Regions from separate parts of the Mus musculus genome. Here regions 2 and 3 are each linked to region 1. Evidence: chromatin loops called from intact Hi-C (ENCODE). Cell type or tissue: heart. All regions are shown on one strand. Each heading gives the region's core, and the rest is flanking DNA. Links, peaks and the distances in the headings are about the cores only. Region 1 overlaps Gng7 (guanine nucleotide binding protein (G protein), gamma 7). Region 2 holds the start of Eef2 (eukaryotic translation elongation factor 2). Region 3 overlaps Thop1 (thimet oligopeptidase 1).

Region 1 (6,675 bases), core at 506-5,505:
CTCGCAAGTTTTCAACAGGACTGGTAGTCAAAACGAAACCTTTTCTCCTCAAAGTATCAATCTTGCAGGTTTCCTCACACACCCAGAAAACAAAGCCAAATCTCAAAGGCACATCACGACTGAACACATCCAGCTTTTAGGTCTAAGGAGCCTCAACCCATGAGTTCAGAATATGGGGTGCAGGGAACATGGGATGTGGGAAACGGGGTGCCAAAATAGGTGTGGGAAACGGGATGCGGGCCCAAAGCATCTTGGGGTGGAACCAAGACAGCTAAGAGACTGACTGCATGGCTGTAACCTTTGCACCCTGACCCTGTCTGAGGTCGAGATCACCCCACACAGCACCATGGCCTCCCTCAGAACATCCACGCCGTGTTGCCAGGCATCGAGACCCCATCCTGCATGATCTCTGCATGATCCTGGACAGCCCAACGCCCCCACAGCCACCTTGACGCCCCTCTCCCACCCAGTCTTCAATGCCGCGAGCACAGCACCTACCTGCACCGTCCCACCGTCCCAGCACTGAGGTTCCAATAGAAAGGCTTCACACCCTGAAAAGAGAAACACTGTCCATTAATTAGGCACCGCAGGGTGCCAGGCTAGTGTCTGGGTCTCTGGATGGGAGGTCACGTCTGGCTCAGGCAGCGACAGGAACCCTCAACCAGCTGCTCCTGAGGCCCCGACAAACTGTGGGCTTCGGTTCCCGTGTGGGCGGCTTGCTGGGAACAGCAATTTGCTAAAAGGATGAGGCGGAATTCATAATTAATCTCCCGCGCATTTGAAAGGGAAATCGCGGGTGGGAGTGGGTGAGTATGAGACATTTGTCTGCAGAACTGGAGAGAGGATCAGGGGAATAGAGGCAGGGGACTGTCCATCTTGGGGCTGCCGAGTCAGAAGGCTTGGCACTTGGCTCAGGTTCACAGTGCGCCTCTCCTGCCACTCTTGCGGGACACGCGGGAAGATCCCCAGCCATAGGCACGCTCAGCACTCACAGACTCTTTGAGGATTTGAACCAGGTCATTTCTACAAAGCACTTTGTATACATTGTATACAGTGGGAGCAAAATAAATGCTGCACTTGCCCAACATGATTCATAGGGAAAGACGCTTATGGGTTTATTTCTCCAAACCCCTGTATCCCCAACACTATTTTCCTGTTTGTTTTTTGTACATTCATCTGTCCATCTGTCTATCTATCGGTCCATCGAGAGGGGTGGTGATTCTGACATTCAAACTCATGACCTCAGGCTTGACAGCAAGACGTTTTCATCTGTTGAGCCCTTTAGCCAGCCCTTATTTTATTTTATTTTTATTTTATTGAGACAAGATTTCACTACGGAGCTCTGACTAACAATCCTCCTGCCTGGGCTATGCACCTGCACTTTTTTTTTTTTTTTTTTTTTTGCCTCGCTATGCTATGCTGCTTGTGTGGCGCTGGGGCTACCCCGGGCCTGGTGCATTCTGGGATAGTGCTCCACCCAAACACCACCTTTCCTGAGTTTTTGCATGGTGTCACAGGCAGCTGTGATCCAGGCTACTGCCTGCAGGTGGCAGCGTCGCTGAAGGAAACGGCCGGAACCTTCGGGCTCCGAGGCTAGCCCAGTGATGAAAAGCCAGAGCTGGAGCAACAAGCCCCCTGAGTTTTTAGAGGTCCAGATTCCGTGAGATAAAGTGGATTTCGATGGTAGCATCTATAAAATAACACTACGGAAGGGCCCTGGGTGCCTGCCATCCAGCTGTCCCGCAATCACACTTCAGGAAACTGAGTTTCACACATGCTCAGACACAAACTGGACAGCGTCATCTAGGAGGAATTGGGGTGCATGCTGTGTGGACAGGGAGTTTATCTCAGAAGCTGGGGTCTTGTAAACACGGGGTGTGCGCTGGTGCCTATGCTGAGCAGAAAAAAAATTCCTAAATAATTAACTCGGGGTCCCCCCTAGGCGCCCTGTCCTTGGCCTGGCTCTATGTGGGGCGAGGAGCAGCGTTCACTCTGCCAAGAACGCCCGCGTGCAGGTCGAGGCGTCGCAGAGCTGCCCTGGTGCCCTGGATCCCTTGGCTCCAGCCTCTTCTAGAACCTTCGGGGGGGGGCGTCTCCCTTGCCCATGCTTATTCTCATCAGTCTCAGAGGACTCCAGGTCTCCTTGGCCTCCCTGAGAATGACACCGGACTGACAACCCTCCTTGTTCCCGAGGCTCTGACTCGTGACCCCTTCCTGCTCTTGTCTGCAGTGGGCAGGAGAGTATCGTTTTGGCGAATGAGGGCTGCTGGAGGGAGCATGAGACCCCGCAGCTACACTAAGACACTCCCCTCAGCCCCCCATCCTCCAGGATCATCCCCAGGGTGGACACCGTGGCCGCAGCATCCAGGACTTCCACCCACTCCTCGCCTAGGGTAACAGCCACGCGTGTCCCCGACATCACCCGGGGTCCCGTCGTGGACAATGAGCAGGCACAGTCATGAGGAGGTGACCATGAGAAAACGTCTTACAAACACGTGCTCACGCACAGCCATGCCCATATATTGGCCAAGTGTATGCAGCGCCCTCAAAGTCCAGAAGGGGGCATCAGAGCCCCGGGGAATGACGTCACACACGTCAGGGCTCCTTGTGGGAGCCAGTGACTAAACTCCAGTTCAGAAGCAAGAACATGTGCTTTTAGAACACTGCGCATTGCCACCAGTCCCAGTCAGACCCATTAAAAAAAAATAAGTACATTGTTAGCTGATTTAAGTCCCAACAGCCGTGGCCCCAAATTTCATCTTCCCATCAACTGACAGTGATACCTAAACGGACAAGGTACTTGAAAGACTCGAACAAGCCGGGTGGTGGTGGCCGCAGCGGTGCCCCACGCCTTTAATCCCAGGACTCAGGAAGCAGAAGCAGGAGGCTCTCTGGTCTACAGAGGCCAGCCTAGTCTACAGAGCGAGTTCCAGGACTGCCAGGGCTACACAGTGAAACCCTGTCTCAAAACAACGAACAAAAAGCGCTGCCCAGTGCACCCTGGGAATAGGCTGTCATAGAGAAACGCACATAACTATTCATTTGTAGGAAGGCCCATCGATCACGCATCTGTTGGTTTATTGGAACCGGGGCCCCACTATGCAATCCAGGCTAGTCTCGAGCTCAGTTATCTTCTTGTCTCAGTGTGATCTTGGTGTTAATCTTCACCATCACCTTGACAGTGACAGTGAATCAACAAGGAAACAAGCCCATCTGAGAGGAAGTCTACACATTGTTAACTGACGTGGGACCCACCCTGACTTGGTGAGGCTGTCAAACAACCTGAGGTCCTGGACTGAGGAGGCAGGAGAGATTAAGCTGAGCCAGAGTGATCACCTCTCTCTGCTTCGTGACTGAGAACCCCGCCCACTTCCCGCCGCCACGCCCACCTCCCTCCACCACGTCCTCCCCGCCTGGATGGACATTAGAACTGTGGCCAGAGGAAACCCCTCGGTCCCATAAATTGCTTGTGTCACAGAGACAACAGGAGCCGAAACTAGGACTCTCGGCTTTCCAAATGATTAGCCCAGGGGCGCCATGCACACGGTCCTGGGTCATCTTCAGTGGGTGCTCTGGGCCCTGAAGATGCTCAACAGAAGCCCCCAACCCCATATGCCAGGCGCTTCCTGAGCTGGGGCAGCCACGTGTCCCCAGACATGGCCCAGTGTCCCCTGGAAGACACAGTCACCCTCAGGTGAGACTGTTCTTCCCTGCACATCTCTCAAGGTGACAGGCATACCTCTCCAGCAGGTCGCAGCTCCTCCGCAGGGAGCGAGTGGGTGGGATGGGCTGTCTGAGCCCCCTTCCCTTCCCACGCTGACATGGGCACGTGGCTCAGGCACCGCTCTCCTGCAGGCTCGATATAGCAAAGCGGGGCCCTTCTTTTGTGCCACATGAAGCTGTCAACATCATCACCATAGCAACCATCTAAATATGTCACCCAGGAACACTGATTGCCAAGGCAGGGAGCAGAGGGTGACGGTTCCACTCTGGATGGGGTGCGGGGTGCAGGCAAGAGAGCATTGAAGCACCAGGGACCAGGGTGCTGAGTGACTGAGGTTGGGGGAGAGGGGACCTGGAGCTGGCTGTGTCACAGCCCTGAGTGGTCAGGGCAGAACAGTTGAACTTAAGGACTGAACGCCAACCATTCAAAGTATTTTATGCTTCTTGCGGGCACTGTGGTCAGGTTGAATCCTCCTGCCTCAGCTCCCAGAGCGCTGGAGTGACATTTCCACGGTGGCCAGCTTCCTGATTGTTCTTGAACATTCCGGTCCCCGCCTTGCGCCTGTGGCCAGCAGGATCCGTGCAGTCGTCTCCTCTTAGCTGGGAGGCAATGGAGTCCGACACACAGACAAGATGGGGCCTCCCTGGGGTACCAGGCACACAGGGTGGGGGCGGCCCGGACCCTGCAAGTGCTCGGCAAGTCCCCGGCTTGCACAAACTCCATGGCAGGAGTTCCCCTGGTGTGATATGGCACAGTGACTGGTGTGTGGAGACAGCTTGCAGGTGGCTGGGGGCGGGGAGGGGGCGCCAAGCCTGAGGAATGACCCAGTTCAATCTCTGGGACTCACATGGTGGAGGGAGAATTGGCCCCAGGAGTCGTCCTCTGACCCAGGCACTCACCAAGGCCTGAGCAGAAACAGAGCGAGACAACTGAATGTAGAGAAGCTGTGTCCAAAGGAAGAGGCACACGGGGACCCACAGTCACCTTGCAAAAATGCCCAATGGTGAACACTCACTCACACACACACACACACACACACACACACCACACGCACACACATCACACACATCACACACACACACACATACACACACATCACACACATATACCCCCCCACATACACACCACACACACATCACACATACACACACACCACATACACACACACACATCACACACACACACATACACATCACACACACATCACACACACAGATACAACACACACACACACAAACACCCTGGCTTATCTTCAGGGTGGCTGTGGCTCTGGGCTCCCATCAATCCTGGTTCCCTTTGGTGTCCCGCTGTAGTGCTGGGGTAGAACTAACCCCCCACGCACAGCAGAACTCACAGCGGAGCCGGGACCCAGCCCCTCACTGGGTGGAGGCCTCGTAGAACAAGGTCAGTACTGGAGAATATTGAGGAGCTCCCAGTGAGCAGATATTTCTGAAACCTCCACTCAGGCCTCCTTAGCACTCTCCTGCCTCAGGCTATGACCTTGGATCAGGCAGACATCAAAGACTGTCAGTGAGCTGCTTTACTGTCCAGAGGAGAGGGGACCGGCCATCCTGAGACCTGAGTCATGGAGCCGCCTTTGCCCTGCGCTCCTCAATTAGCTTATTGTCCATCTATTCCAAAATGTAAAATTCATTTAAAAAGAAATGGAGAAAGACGCCGTGCTTCCAGAGGAGACTTTGAAACCGGAGCCTTTGGTTCCCATGACAGCCTCCTAACGACACTATTATATAAAATCCAGAGAAGATACTAAAAACAGAATATGCAAATTAGAGAGGGGTGGGTCCGTGGAGGAGACAGGTAGGGGAGATGGCCCCCCATGCAAGGGGGCTGTGCTGGAGGAAGCTTCCGGAACACTGAGGGTGGCTGGGGACAGCACGGTGCCCTCACGCATGAGCCTGACTCCTGGGCCTTGTACAGCGTACAGCGTGCAGCTGGGGCTGGACTGAAAGTCAGCAGCCGCTTTACGGGTGGAAAGAAAACCAGAAGTGATGAAAGAAAGAAGCTTCTGGAATGGATTATGAGCCTATAATCTTAGCACGGAGGAGTGGGGAGGCTGAGGCAGGAGGATTGCTGGGAGTATGAGGTCAGCTTGGGTAACATAGCAAGACTCTGTTTAAAAATAAAAACAAAGCTTGTTACAATAAGTAAGCCGAATGAGGCAGACTGGGAACCCCAGCTTCTTAAATCTTAAATAAGAGGGTGACAAGCCCAAGGCTCGCCTCAACACAGAGAGAGTTCAAATCCAGCCTTTGTGTCAGAAAGAAAAAGTGGAAGAGGGCCAGCAAGAGGGCTCAGTACAGAAAAAAGCTTGCTGCCAAGTCTGATGACTAAAGTTCAGTTCAGTCTCCAAGACAGGGTCTCACTCTGTAGCCCTGGCTGTCCTAGAACTCACTGTGTAAACCAGGTTGGACTCCACATCACAGAGATCCTCCTGCCTCTGCCTCTGTCTCCTGAGGTGGGGGAGTGCTTGCCTGACACACATGAGGCCCTGGGTTCAAACCTTAGCATTGGAAGCAAACAGAAACGCATCAGAGCCACTGTATTCAATAGTGTGGATCTGATTAGAACTCAGTGCCCACAGGTCACATGTGGCCTTTGGTTTGCTCCTGTTACAGCCCCCAAGGCACAATGTCCTTCACTTCAGGAGAGATGAGAAACAGGAACTTTGCCACCAAAGCCACGAGGATCTCCAGGCAAAGTACACAGCTTGGCCTGCTAGTGAGTTAAGAGCCCCTGAGAGATAGACGGACAGACAGACAGACAGATGGAAAACTCAAGTTTTCTCAAAGGAGCTGAAGCTGGAGCTCGCTCAGTGAGAGCATGGCACTCTCAGCTCATGAAGCACAAAGCCGGATCCGTTTGCAGCATATACACCCGGTGTGACGGCACGCGCCTGCCTGTCACCCTGCACTCAGAATGACGAAGGAATG
Region 2 (6,675 bases), core at 597-5,596, 170 kb after region 1:
ATGAGCCACCATGTGGTTGCTGGGATTTGAACTCAGGATCTTCAGAAGAGCAGTCAGTGCTCTTAACCACTGAGCCATCTCACCAGCTCAGATCCTTTTTTTTAAAAAATACACACACACACTTTATTGTCTTTTTTCTCTTTTTTAAAAAAGAATTATTTATTTTTCTTTATACAAGTCCAGGCTGTCTTCAGACACACACCAGAAGAGGGCATTGGATCCCATTACAGATGGTTGTGAGCCACCATGTGGTTACTGGGAATTGAACTCAGAACCGTTGGAAGAGCAGTCAGTGCTCTTAACCACTGAGCCATCTCTCCAGCCCTTTTCTTCTTTTCCAGACAAGATTTGTGTCTGGAGTCCTGAAACTTGCTCTGTAAACCAGGCTCTGCCTGCCGTGTGCTGGGATTAAAGGGATGTCATTGCAGGTTTCCGTTTAGTATTTCTAACTGTGTGTATATGCTCACACGAGGGCAGTGGCTCAGAGTCCAGAAGACGGTGTTGGGTTCCTTGTGAGACTTCTTATGTGGGTGCTGGGAATCCAACCAGTATCTTGTGTTGTATCAGCTCTCCTACCCAGGTAGCCATCTCCCCATCCCCAGCTAGGCCTACATTCCCTTTCATTTCACCTATTTGTTTTTTTTTTTTTTTTTAAAGATTTATTTTATTAATATATGTAAGTACACTGTAGCTGTCTTCAGACACTCCAGAAGAGGGAGTCAGATCTTGTTGCGGATGGTTGTGAGCCACCATGTGGTTGCTGGGATTTGAACTTTGGACCTTTGGAAGAGCAGTCGGGTGCTCTTACCCACTGAGCCATCTCACCAGCCCCATTTCACCTATTTGTATTACTTCATGGCTTGTTTTCCTTTGTCATGCACATACGACTTTGTCCGCAATCAGTGTGTATGTGTGGGTCAGAAGTTGACATCAGGTGTTGTCCTTCATCTTTATTTTCTACTTAATTGAGGAAGAGACAAGAGAATCCCTTTGGATCAGTGGCAGGCTAGTTTAGCCTCGTGGAACTCCATATTCTCCAAGGGCACGCTGAAGGTTTTTATGCAGGAACTGGTATTGAACACAGATTTTCATGGTTTCATGGCAAGTACTTAACCAATTGAGCGATGACTCAAGCCTTGGTTTTTGTTTGTTTTGTTTTTTTTTTTTCTTGTGATTTTAGCCAGAGTCTTATGTAGCCCAGCTGCCCGCTGCACTCGGTATCCTCCCACCTCCATCTCCCCAGTGCTAGGAAGTCTGGTTTGTGGTGTTGATGATGGTTTGGTGCATGCTAGGCTTGCCCACTGTCCACTGAGCCCCAGTCCCACTCCTCTTTATTATAGGTACCTCGTTAACTAGTTTGTTATTCATTCTAATGCCCAGAGACATCCAGTAACTTATCCAAGGCCACTCAGTAGATTAAAGCAGGACCAGAATTTAAACTTACATCTTGTCTAACCAAATCTTAAATATGATTTATTTCAACGTATATATTTCTTCCCTACACAGAGGAAAGATAGATCCGAGCACCGTGCAGTTGGGTCGTCCTGCCGGCAGGGACCGCTGTATCACGCGCCGCGCACGCGCCGCGCACGCGCAGTGACACCTTCCTGCGTTTTTCTTTGAGCCCCTTTCCTGCACCCTGTCGTGTCCTTGCCCCGCTCTGGCCTAAACTGATTACTGCAGATCCTGAATGGCTGTCTAGCAGCAAGCTCTGCAGATCGTAGTTGTGTACATCTGGCCCCATCCCCACAGTTGTCTGTCACCCAGTCTCGGTCCTGAACATTGCTTTCTACTCTTTCCCTCATTAGCTTCTTAGAATTTAACAAGGCCAATCCCTGAGAGCAATGTAACTGTTTCTCTTCAAAATAAAATGTAATTACTTAGTCCAGAAAGTGGCACACTCCTTTAGCCCCGACCCTAGAGACCCAGAGCCAGGGAGAATGTCTGAGGTTCCAGGCCAGACCACAACGGTGCTCAGTTAGGCCTTGTCTCAGAGTTTTGTTTTCAAATACATTCTATTTTAACTGGTGTGGTAGCCCGCACCTTTGATCCCAGAAGTTTCAAGTTAGACGCAGGCAGATCTCTGTGAATTTGAGGCCACTCTGGTTTACATAGTGAGTTTCAGGCCAGCCAGTACTATGTAGACAAACTCTGTCTCAAACAAAAATGATTTTTTTTTTTGAACGAGGGTCTCCTGTAGCCCAGGCTGACTTGATCTTGGCTCCTGCTTCCACCTGCATCCTGTTCTGGTTTCTGTAGTATTTGAGATGGAAGTCAGACCCCTGTGCCTGCTTGGTCAGTACTTGCTGAACTCAGTCCAGCTCGATGAATGTTTTCTTTATTATTAATGTGTGCATGATGTCTGTGCCCCCCCCCCCCACACACACACATGTGGGTTAGAGAAGTTCCTGGAGTGGTGCTGTCTTTCCACCATGGCTTTGGTCACTCTGAGGGTGTCAGGCTTGCAAAGCACACACTTTCCCCCAGGGAACTCAGTTTTCAGTTTGAGAGACCTTCTGGGAAGTCAGGGTTGACTATGAATTTCCCACAGTTGTTTATCTCTGAACACTTTGGAATAACAGGCTAGTCTAGCCACCTCCATCCCCAGTCCCCTTTATTTATTCATTTATTTTTCTGAGACTGAAGGCATGTGCCTGCCACTGCCTGGCTTTTCAACCTCCTCTTTAGTCTTTGAAACAAATTCTCTGTGTAGCCCAGGCTGGCCTTGAACTCATGTAGCTGAGGATAATCTTGTGCTTCTGTTCCTCCAGTCTCCCGCTGGTGGGATAAGAGGCATGCACTGCCAACGCTAGTTTATGTGGCTGTGGGGTGGAAATCAGGGCTTCTCCTCTGCTAGGAAAATGCTCTATATCCTGGCCCCAGCCCCAGCAGACTGAATCTCTGATAACATTTGCCCTGTCTGGTTGCAAAGACCCCATTCTCCCTAGAATGAGCTGTTAAGAGTCTCTGACACTCACTTCAGGGAACAATCTGCTCTTCAAGAAAATGGATCCTTCCAACCATCGGGATGCAAAATTCCCGACCATAGGGCGCATGCGCTGGCCGGGGAAACCCTGACTGGAATGCAGTCACGTACCCAGGTGTAGGTGGTCCTTAGTTCTTGAGACTGCCACTCCTTGGGTGGCTCTGCGCCCCTGCCAATAAATAGACACGATTCTTGTCACTGGCCTCGGCGTCCTCTCAGCGGTAGAGGCAGATGCCGGTTAACTTTAGAGCCAAGATTCGCAAACCGCATTGCTTAATTTATACTTATTTTAGGCTGGGACACCTCCCCTCCTGTCCCTCCCAGCCTGGAAGGGTAAAATGTGTCCCTCGCTTTAACGGAGGAAGCTCGTAACAAGGTTTCTGGGGCGGGGGGTGGGGTGGGGTCGTCTGCACGAGTTGAACGCAGAAACAATGAGCATCTATTGTGTGCAGAAGGCTGCGCACCCAGGGTCAGGCGGGGACAGCCATGCTCACGGTCCTGCGATGCCTCCTGCTGGACACACGCGGCACTGTCAGCATCGAGGGCTCTCTTGAAAAACACACTTTCTCTTTGCTTTGTTCAGATAGTGGCTGGAGCCAAGGCTACGAGTTATGGGCTACTGAATGAAACCTTGTCTAAATGTGCAAAAATTTAGGAGACAAGTGACAAAATCCAAGAAAGGACAGGTTTGGCAATGTTTTGTTTTTGAAACAAGGTCTCCTGTAGCCCAGGATGTCATTAGAATTCACTGTGTAAGTTAAGGAAGGATGGCCTTGAATTCCTGATCTCCCTGCAGAGATCAGACCCTGCCTCCATCTGCCAAGTCCTGGAATGACAGCTGGCTGCCACCCGCCTAGCTCCACGTGCTGATCTATCTATCTTTTTTGTTGTTTTTTTGTTTTGTTTCGTTTTTTTTTTTTTTTTTTTTTTTTTTTTTTTTTTTTTTGAGACAGGGTTTCTCTGTGTAGCCCTGGCTGTCCTGGAACTCACTCTGTAGACCAGCCTGGCCTCGAACTCAGAAATTGGCCTGCCTCTGTCTCTGCTGGGATTAAAGGCATGCACCACCAACGCCCCGCCTTTTTGTTTGTTTTTAAGATAGGGTTTCTTGATTTAGCCTTGTCTGTCATGGAACTCACTCTGTAGACCAGGTTAGCCTTGAACAAAGATCTCCTGTCTTTGCCTTCTAAATGCTGGGATTAAAGGCGTGCACCACTACTGTCTGCCTTTTGTTTTGGTTTTATCATAATTGTTGCATTTTTGCCCGCAGGAGGATCAGGAATTCAAGGACAACCTCTACAGCCAACCCAGTTGAGGGCCAGCCTGTTCTATCGAGATCCTGTCTCCGGACAAAAAAAGTTTCATGAGAGCGTGGTGTGTTGGCACAGTCTTTTAGTCCGAGCACTGACGCAGTAGATTAAGGCAGATCTTCATGATTTGGTGCGGTCCTGGGCTGCATCCAAAGACCTTGTTTCCAAAACAAACAAACGAAAAAGTGTAATAAAAATACAAGCAAGGTTTTGCAGAAATAAATCTGTGGCCTCAAGGGTCCCTTTCTCCAGCTTTTCCCAGAGGTGTCAAATTACATAACAGTCTCAAACCCAGGAAATTGAACTTTGGCACAACCCACTGACCGGTCCGAATTTCAAAGTCTTTTTCCTATTGACCTACAAGGTTTTCAAGAATCATGTTGTAAGCAACTGTGTTCTGAGGAATCTATGTTTAAAAACCCATCCGTGGATCTTGGCCCAGGGTCCAGAGACTGAGCTAGCCACGCCCCGGCCGCGCCGCAGCCACTCCCACGGCAGTTCAAGTGTTAAGTCCCAAAGACCGCGCTCTGTGCATGCGCAGACCCGTCCACAGCTGGCTCCTAGCCAACCCGGCCGGACGAGCACCCGGCGCCGTCACGTGACGCACCCAACCGGCGTCGACCTATAAAAGGCCGGGCGTTGACGTCAGCGGTCTCTTCCGCCGCAGCCGCCGCCATCGTCGGCGCGCTTCCCTGTTCACCTCTGACTCTGAGAATCCGTCGCCATCCGCCACCATGGTGAGTCTCCTCGGCTCCGCTAGACTCGGGGACCGAGACGAATCTCTGGGGCAGCGGGACGTGGCTGTAGCGGGACGCTGAGAGGGACGGGAGGAAGAGACATGGCTGCCCTGGCCCGGGCGGCAGGACGTGGTCGGGCCGCGGCGCCATATCTGCGCGTCCCTGAGGGCCTTGGGAGTGTCAACTGCCGAGGTCGGGGTGTTTTCTTGAAGTCCTTCAACTCCCCGCGGCCGCCGGGGTGACTGCGGGAGGGGTTGTGCTTGGTGATGTGGCAGCGGGCAAAGCGCCGTCCCCGCGCCCCTGGTGACGGGCGGAGGGTGTCCTCGGGAGGTGACAGCCTGTAGGGCTGGCTTCCTTGGACACCTCCAGTGGGCTGAACGCCTTCCGGGCCCTTTCCGGTAGCCCCCGTCTCTGTTTTCTATCTGAGTTCACACGTGAGCACCGGTCCCCATAATCTAAGAAAGTGGCTCACTGGGCCTAGTGGCGCATTGTGGCCTTTGATCCGGGCTTTGACCTTGGCGCACAGCACCCAGTGGTTTGGGGAAGAGGTGTGTGTAGCAGAGGAGGTTTTTTCGTGCTTTGGTCCCAATCAATCCGGCATCTTTGCAGTGCCGAGGTGGCCGTGCACCTTGGCTTTGAATTCTTGTGCTGAGGTTATGTGACTTGAGCCTCAAGATAGGGTCTTCTAGCACAGGCTTGCTCTTAAGTGTCGCAGTTGTCGGTTTCGGCGTTTGTTTAGAGCTGTGGACACATCTGTGAACTTTTGATGCTTATTTCAGAGGTCCTGGGTTGTACGTTTGAGTCACACTGTGAGCTCAGCTCCAATCTTGGGCCGACATCTGGTTCCTGCCCCTGCTGTGGGGTGCTATTGACCCACCGATGCCTGCCAAGTTGGGTTCCCAGAATCAGCCTGGCTGCCCATCCCCCCACCACAGGTGAACTTCACAGTAGATCAGATCCGTGCCATCATGGACAAGAAAGCCAACATCCGGAACATGTCAGTCATCGCCCATGTGGACCACGGCAAGTCCACGCTGACCGACTCCCTTGTGTGCAAGGCTGGCATCATTGCCTCTGCCCGAGCTGGGGAGACGCGCTTCACTGACACTCGCAAGGATGAGCAGGAGCGCTGCATCACAATCAAATCCACGTGAGTGAGGGGACAGCCCCGAGGGGTTGTGCTCTGGGTGTCACTCGGGTGTGTTTGCTGCCAGTGGACAAATAGTGGCGTGTTTAGGGTCCTCTCTGTGACATGCTTGTGTGTGCTGCCTAGCCTGCCTTGGTCAGATGCTGAATGGACTGTTGACCTCTTCCTCTCCGTAGCGCCATCTCCCTCTTCTACGAGCTCTCTGAGAACGACCTGAACTTCATTAAGCAGAGCAAGGATGGCTCGGGCTTCCTCATCAACCTCATCGACTCTCCAGGCCATGTGGACTTCTCTTCAGAGGTGACAGCTGCCTTGCGTGTCACCGATGGAGCTCTGGTGGTGGTGGACTGTGTGTCTGGTAAGCCTTGGGTGGGAGCTGTAACAGACAGTTGCTGGTGTTTTCATGGCCCAGTACCACATTTTTGGGGGTGTAAATTGAAATCATATTCATTTTAAGGCAAGGATGAATTCTGCTCTAATTTGAAATTGTATGTGCCA
Region 3 (6,675 bases), core at 1,010-6,009, 82 kb after region 1:
ATCCTCTGGCCACCTCTTCCCCAGCCCAGGCTTCCATTGCTTGCTCTTGCGGTGCTCAAATGGAGCCTGGGCTTGTCTCTACTCTCTGCTGTGCCACTCTGTGTGTGATCAAGTTGCTGCAGCCTACAACCAGCCCCAGGACAGCCAACCTCTGCACCTGCAGCTCTGGTTGGGGTAGTGCAGAGCTAGAGCCGCCATGCCTGTGTCCCTGCAGGAGAACTGTGCCATTCTGAAGGAGCTAGTGTCCCTGCGAGCACAGAAGTCCAGCCTGTTGGGGTTCCACACACACGCGGACTACGTCCTGGAGATGAACATGGCCAAGACCAGTCAAACAGTAGCCACCTTCCTAGGTAGCCACTCTACTCTGGCCATGGACTCCCATCTTTGCCTCACCCACTCAGCCTGGAAGGCCATTGTCATGACCGTGTCAGGGGCAGAGCCTGCAGCCCAAGTCCAGCTGCTTCCTTCCACACGCCCTTGCCCTGGCAGTGAGGGGCCCCCCTGGCTCTCTCTCCTGGGGTTCTGGATGGTGATGTAGCTAGGTCTCCTGTTGCATGTGGGTGTGTGTTGTCCTCTTTCCTGGGCAGCAGGCAGGGGTGGCGGAGGGTGACGGTGGTGTCTCTGCAGATGAGCTGGCACAGAAGCTGAAGCCCCTGGGTGAGCAGGAGCGCGCGGTCATCCTGGAGCTGAAGGAGGCAGAGTGCGCCAAGCGGGGACTGCCATTCGACGGGCGCATCCACGCATGGGACATGCGCTACTACATGAACCAGGTGGAGGAGACTCGCTATCGTGTGGACCAGAACCTGCTGAAGGAGTACTTCCCCATGCAGGTGGTCACACGTGGGCTGCTGGCCATCTACCAAGAGCTGCTGGGGCTGACCTTCACGCTGGAGGAAGGTGCCGCTGCCTGGCACGAGGACGTGCGGCTCTACTCAGTGCGGGACGCCGCCTCTGGAGAGGAGATCGGCAAGTTCTACCTCGACCTATACCCCAGGTGAGAATGGGGCCCTGCCAGGCATGGGGCAGAGGAGTAGGAAGTCCAGGGCAGCTTGGGGCTCCTGCTGTGGGGGGGGGGCCTGCAGCCCCCGGATCCACTGCCAGGCACTGAACATTGGCTCTGGATGCCCCGGTACCTCTCGTCTCTGCCCTGACCTCATCTCGATCCCCAGGGAAGGGAAATATGGCCATGCAGCCTGCTTTGGCCTGCAGCCTGGCTGCCTACGGCAGGATGGCAGCCGGCAGCTGGCCGTCGCAGCCATGGTGGCCAATTTCACGAAGCCCACACCTGACGCGCCATCCCTGCTGCAGCATGATGAGGTGGAGACCTACTTCCACGAGTTCGGGCACGTCATGCACCAGCTGTGCTCGCAGGTGAGCTGGGCCCGCGAGATCACTCCTCGCCAGCCCTGGGCCTTCTGCCCTGCAGAAATTGTTTTTATTATATTTGCTAACTTGGTGTGAGGGCATGTGTGTGTGTGCCTTACGTGTGCAGACCCCACCAGCATCAGGCTTGTCAGCATTGACCCACTGACCTGACCTGCCTCTTCCCTCCTATGCTGTGTCTGACAGTGACCTACCATCTGTCACAGTGCCATCTCACCCACACTTGCATGCCAGGATGACTTTGGGGACAGTTTGTCCAGGAGGGAGGCTGGAGCAGAGCCTTATTGAGTGTGAGACTGGAGAAAAGGAGCCAGGGAGGTGGCACAGCCTCTGGCCTCAGCAGCTGCTGGCATCCAGTGTGCAGAAGCCAGGGAGCTGACATCTGCCGTGCCTGGTCTAGGCGGAGTTTGCCATGTTCAGTGGGACCCACGTGGAGCGGGACTTTGTGGAGGCGCCGTCCCAGATGCTGGAGAACTGGGTGTGGGAGAAGGAGCCCCTGATGCGCATGTCTCAGCACTACCGCACGGGCAGCGAGGCCCCTCAGGACCTCCTGGAGAAGCTCATCAAGTCTCGCCAGGCCAATGCAGGTGAGCCGTGCTGCTGCAGCCACGTTGCTCAGCCAGGTGAGAACCTTTGCAGTGCTTTCCCAGCCTGAGGCTGACCTCTGACCTCCCCCCAAGGTCTCTTCAACCTGCGGCAGATTGTGCTTGCCAAGGTGGATCAGGTCCTGCACACACAGACAGACGCAGACCCGGCTGAGGAATATGCCCGGCTCTGCCAAGAGATCCTCGGGGTGCCAGCCACACCAGGTAATGTTCACACTGCAGGGCCACCACCATCCCAGCTCCCAGAGAGCTGAGAATTCCCCACCCTGGGGGGCGGGGGGCTGCAGGAGATTCAGGCCTTACCCGTGGAGGCTGTGCACCCTCAAAGTATCTCCATGGGCCCCTCATTGCGCCCTGTGTCTGCCCAGGTACCAACATGCCAGCCACTTTCGGCCACCTAGCTGGCGGCTATGATGCTCAGTACTATGGCTACTTATGGAGCGAAGTGTACTCGATGGACATGTTCCACACACGCTTCAAGCAAGAGGGTGTGCTTAGCCCCAAGGTGAGCTATGATGCAGGGGCCCTGGCCACAGCCAGCTGCGGGGAGAATGGTGTGAGGGGCGTGAGGCTTTTGACCCCAGGTCAGTGAAACTCCAGCTGCCCACTGTGACCCATCTCCTTTTTCCCAGGTTGGCATGGACTACAGGACCAGCATCCTGAGGCCAGGGGGCTCTGAGGACGCCAGCGCCATGCTGAAGCAGTTCCTGGGCCGCGACCCCAAGCAGGACGCCTTCCTCCTGAGCAAGGGTCTGCAGGTGGAGGGCAGCGAGGCGCCTGCGTGCTGACCGGTCCCCAGCTCGCCGCCCTGTGCCTTAGCCCAGCCTGCTGGGCAGCTCAGCAACCCTTGGGCGTACAGATGAGCTTGGGGAAGTTTCCATCCTTGTCCCACCCCGGCTCCAGGTCCCCTGGCCTCAGGCTGCCCAGTGGTCTCCTTGCACTAGCCCCTCCCCAACCTGATGTTGGACATTAAACTCCACACAGGGGCACCCTGCCTGGTCCTCTCTCTGTACTGCTCTGCCCCAGGCTTGGCCAGCTACTTCCTCACTGGCATCATGGTGTGACATGTGATAGTCTAGCCGTTGGAGGGTGCTAAGAACTGGTGCCAGGGTCACCTGCGCAATGTGTCACTCAGGGTCACTGTGTCTGTTCTCAGCTACCAGCTCCTTTCTGGACCTCTCTAGGGAATGGGTGGGAGCAAGACTTGGTGAGGGGCTGCCATCTGCTGGCTCTGTACAGTATTGCAACCTCTAGCTTCTATTATTTCTGCATAACAAAAAAAGATAGGGCCTTCCTTGTGTAGCAGGGCTGGCCTCCTCTGACTTGCTCAAATATCAGACAGTGAGCACATGCATACAACTGAAGAACTAGTAGCCACAGCAGAAGGAAGCCGGTGGGGTCAGTCTTGATCCTTGAGTAACACAAGGTCCCAATCATCTAATCAATATGCCTCGAGTCCACAGACCAACAGCCACACCTTCAGACACAGTGGACCCGCCCATCCGGTATGGGAGGAGGTCTCTAAATGCACCAGGATGGGCAGCCCCAGGCTATTGTAGGCTGTGTGGCTCAAGGAACTGTGGGACTGACAGACATCTCATTTGCTGCCTGCACAGGCCTTCAGGCTTGAGTTTGAGTCTCCAGGACCATGGGAACAGTTGTTAGGGTTGTGACCCCTGTAATGTCAGCACTGGAGTGAGGCGAGGGCAGGCAAATGCTTGGGGCTCACTGGTTAACTGTCCTAGGTGAATAGGTGAGGCCATCAGGCTCAGAAGATGGCCCAGAGGCTACAGCACCAGCTGCTCCCACAGAGGCCCCAGAATCTCAGTACCCACGTGGAGACTCACACCAGCCTGTACCTACTCTCTCTAGAGGGTCAGGTGCCCCTCCTGGCCTCCTGTGCACAGACAGCCACACGGGACAGCCGGGGGCTGAGAAATGGCTCAGTGGTTAGGAGCACTGACTGCTCGTGCAGACTTAGGCTGAGGACCCACCCTTCACACACATCTGGCAAGGCTGCAGCTGCATTCAGGCAGGCCCTGCCTCCAGCTCGCTTTACTGGGATTCAAACTATGGTCCTAATTGATGCTTGCCCTGCAATCATCCTTACGAGCCCTGTTATCCACCCCAAGACTGTCTCTGAGTTTTCTAGACAGTTTCTCAGTGTAGCCCTGGCTGTTCTGACTTTGTAGACCAGATTGACCTTGAACACAGAAATCCTCCTGCCTCTGACTTCTGAGTGCTGGCATTTGAAGCATGGCCGCCATCCATGACACAAGAGTTCTCTTATTCCTCCTGCCCCCTTTTCCTCCTGTGTTTACTGGCTGTTGTGAACTGCCCATAAGACCAGACACAATCATCCCCCTCACCGCCAGCTTCCTCACCATAAAATCAGTGCAAGGGGGTGGGGGCAGCCAGCCAAGACCCTCCTGGAGGCACAGGCCAGAGCTCATGCCCTCCAGGCTCCACTCTGCTCAACTCACTTCTGTTTTGGTTTTTGTTTTGTTTTTTTTTTGAGACAGGGTTTCTCTTTGTAGCCTGGCTTTCCTGGGACTCAGAAATCTGCCTGCCTCTGCCTCCCAAGTGCTGGGATTCAAGGTGTGTGCCACCACTGCCTGGCTTTGGGGGTTTGTTTGTTTTGTTTGTTTAAGATTTATTTATTATTATATGTGAGTACACTGTAGCTGACCTCAGACACACCAGAAGAGGGCATCAGATCTCATTATGGGTGGTTGTGAGCTACCATGTGGTTGCTGGGATTTGAACTCAGGACCTTCAGAAGAGCAGTCAGTGCTCTTATCCACTGAGCCATCTCGCCAGCCCCTTGTTTTGTTTTGTTGAACCGTGTCTCACTATGTAGACCAGGCTGGCCTCAAACTCAGAGATCTACCTGCATACAGCCTTCAGGTGCTAGGATTAAAGGTGTGTGCCCACATCTGCCTGACCTTGAACCTTGGGTCCTCCTCTCCTGCCTCTACCTCCCCGTGCTGGGATAACAGGTGTATACCCTGTGCCTGGTTCCTATGCTGCTGTGGATGGAGCCAAAGGGCTTCATACAAACTAGGCAAAGGTTTTACCCACTGAGCCGCAGCCCCAGTTTTGTCAAAATACTTTATTGAAGGTCACAAAGTCTTAGAAAAGGAGGTGGTGCTCACACCTTTAATCCTAGCACTTGAGACACAGAAGCAGGTAGAGCTCTGTAAATCTGAGGCCAGCCTGGTCTACAAGAGGAAGACCTCTCTCCAAAAGAGGAAGATGGAAGTTTGTGGGCTAAACCTTGATTTGGGAAGCCCAGGTCCCAGAGACTCTGCATCTTCCTGGTGGTCAGGGGAGAGTAGGAGCTCCATGGTTGGAGGTTAGGGTTCAGGTGTTAGTGTCAGTCTGTCTGCATGTATGGGTAAAGGGCTCTGGTTCCTGTTCTACCCCAGGGCCTTCATGTCTCTGTGCCTGGAAACCCCATTTCCCCCTGACTTGGGGGTCAGCTTCTCCAGGAGGCAGTCGTCCCCAGGGCTGTCTGAGTCTGTCACAGCACCCCCAATGCATCTTGCACCAGACGGACCCTAAGCCACCTTGGTACCCAGGACAGCCACATCTCCCCTGGTATCTCCAGCCCAACCCGGCCTGGACTGAGCAGTGGTTCTGAAGCCACCCAGTCCAGCAGGGTGGCCCGTCCCAGGTCCTCTGTGGAGTTGGCCAGCACCAGGGTGGAGTTGTCTAGCTCTTCTGTCAGGTTGTCCAACATTGGAATTTCCAGAAAATTTCCCCAGTCTGCACTGAGACCACCGGAGGAAGGGCCTTTGTGGGGGGTACCAACGTCGGGCCAAGGTCCTGGGACCTCAGATCCTGGGGTGACATCGGGAGCCACGCGGGATGCAGCGTGGTTGTGGAGGGTTCTGGAAAACACTGGGGAGAACTAGGGAGTCAGAAGAGGCAGGCATGAGGCACAGCCTCAGCTTTGTGGAGTCTCACCTGCCCTAGGTGGGCAGGATGTAGTGGCAACTGTGTCCCCTGGGTTGTGTGACACTCATTGTATGAACAGTTTGGCAACATTCTGTTCTCTACCGTTTTGTGTATCTGGGACTTAAACTCCAGTTCTCAGGCTTAGTGGCAAGTATCTACTCTCTGAGCCATCCGCCTCAAGTCTCCTGATATGGTATGGGCTTTTGGTTTTGAGGGGTGTGTGTGTGTTGACATGTTTTGTCAGGGGTCTCACTTAGCCCAAGTTGTCCTATGTAGCCAAGGATAGCTCTGAAGTAATCCCCTGCCTCCACCTTCCCAGAGCTGTATGACAGGCCTGCACCATCACCCCTGGTATCTATGATGCTGGGAATGGAAGCCAAGGCCCTGCATAGCAGACCACTGTCCTGCCCCTGGCACCTCACCCTCACCCTGGGGATCCGAAGGCTGGTACTGCCTACCTCGCACTGGCACGAAGTCTCCAGGGCTGTCAACTTTGTTGGAGTTGAAAGGGCTGATGGAGGGGAGGATGATCAGGGCGAAGGACAGCAGAAGGACCTGCCGGAGATGGGGTGGGGTCACAGGCAGGGAAGCTGGGGTCCAGCTATCAGAGTGTGGGTCTCAGGAGGAGGCTGAGACTTTTTCTTTTATCTAAATTTTTTTAGATATACATGTTGATTATTGGAACAGACTTGCTTTATAGCCAGGCTGACTTGTAACTTGACACAAT

The links. Hi-C counts contacts between places; a loop is a spot of excess contacts. Peaks named below come from ENCODE experiments on the same cell type or tissue, not always from the same donor. Only the 100,000 strongest peaks of a DNase experiment are listed, where the experiment ranks them.
Region 2: a loop joins it to region 1, with 7 times the contacts of the local background. A loop is called at or near these places in 14 of 42 quality-filtered maps.
Region 3: it touches region 1 in a loop (9-fold over the local background); 17 of 42 quality-filtered maps call a loop at or near these places.

The regions. Positions count from the first base shown.
Region 1 is chr10:80,997,494-81,004,168 of GRCm38, forward strand. Gng7 (guanine nucleotide binding protein (G protein), gamma 7) reads right to left here. Exons shown (of 4, transcript NM_010319.3): 2 at 499-551. Among named protein-coding and RNA genes, the nearest start is that of Gng7, 14 kb to the right of the region's middle. In heart, for the core only: CTCF peaks have their summits at 1,541 (motif pointing right) and 2,557 (motif pointing right); DNase peaks (open chromatin) are centred at 1,527 and 2,488; H3K27ac peaks cover 463 bases; H3K27me3 peaks cover 2,496 bases.
Region 2 is chr10:81,171,700-81,178,374 of GRCm38, forward strand. Eef2 (eukaryotic translation elongation factor 2) reads left to right here and starts at 4,932. Exons shown (of 14, transcript NM_007907.2): 1 at 4,932-5,030; 2 at 5,966-6,180; 3 at 6,354-6,535. The coding sequence starts at 5,028. In heart, for the core only: CTCF peaks have their summits at 1,547 and 3,505 (motif pointing left); DNase peaks (open chromatin) are centred at 1,612, 3,502, 4,362, 4,842 and 2 weaker places; H3K4me3 peaks cover 3,552 bases; H3K27ac peaks cover 3,791 bases.
Region 3 is chr10:81,079,244-81,085,918 of GRCm38, forward strand. Thop1 (thimet oligopeptidase 1) reads left to right here. Exons shown (of 13, transcript NM_022653.4): 7 at 215-350; 8 at 628-994; 9 at 1,170-1,371; 10 at 1,784-1,970; 11 at 2,064-2,192; 12 at 2,357-2,493; 13 at 2,621-3,117. The coding sequence ends at 2,776. Creb3l3 (cAMP responsive element binding protein 3-like 3) reads right to left here. Exons shown (of 10, transcript NM_001382818.1): 9 at 6,407-6,503; 10 at 5,086-5,891. The coding sequence ends at 5,512. Among named protein-coding and RNA genes, the nearest start is that of Creb3l3, 10 kb to the right of the region's middle. In heart, for the core only: a CTCF peak has its summit at 3,214 (motif pointing left); a DNase peak (open chromatin) is centred at 3,068; H3K27ac peaks cover 373 bases.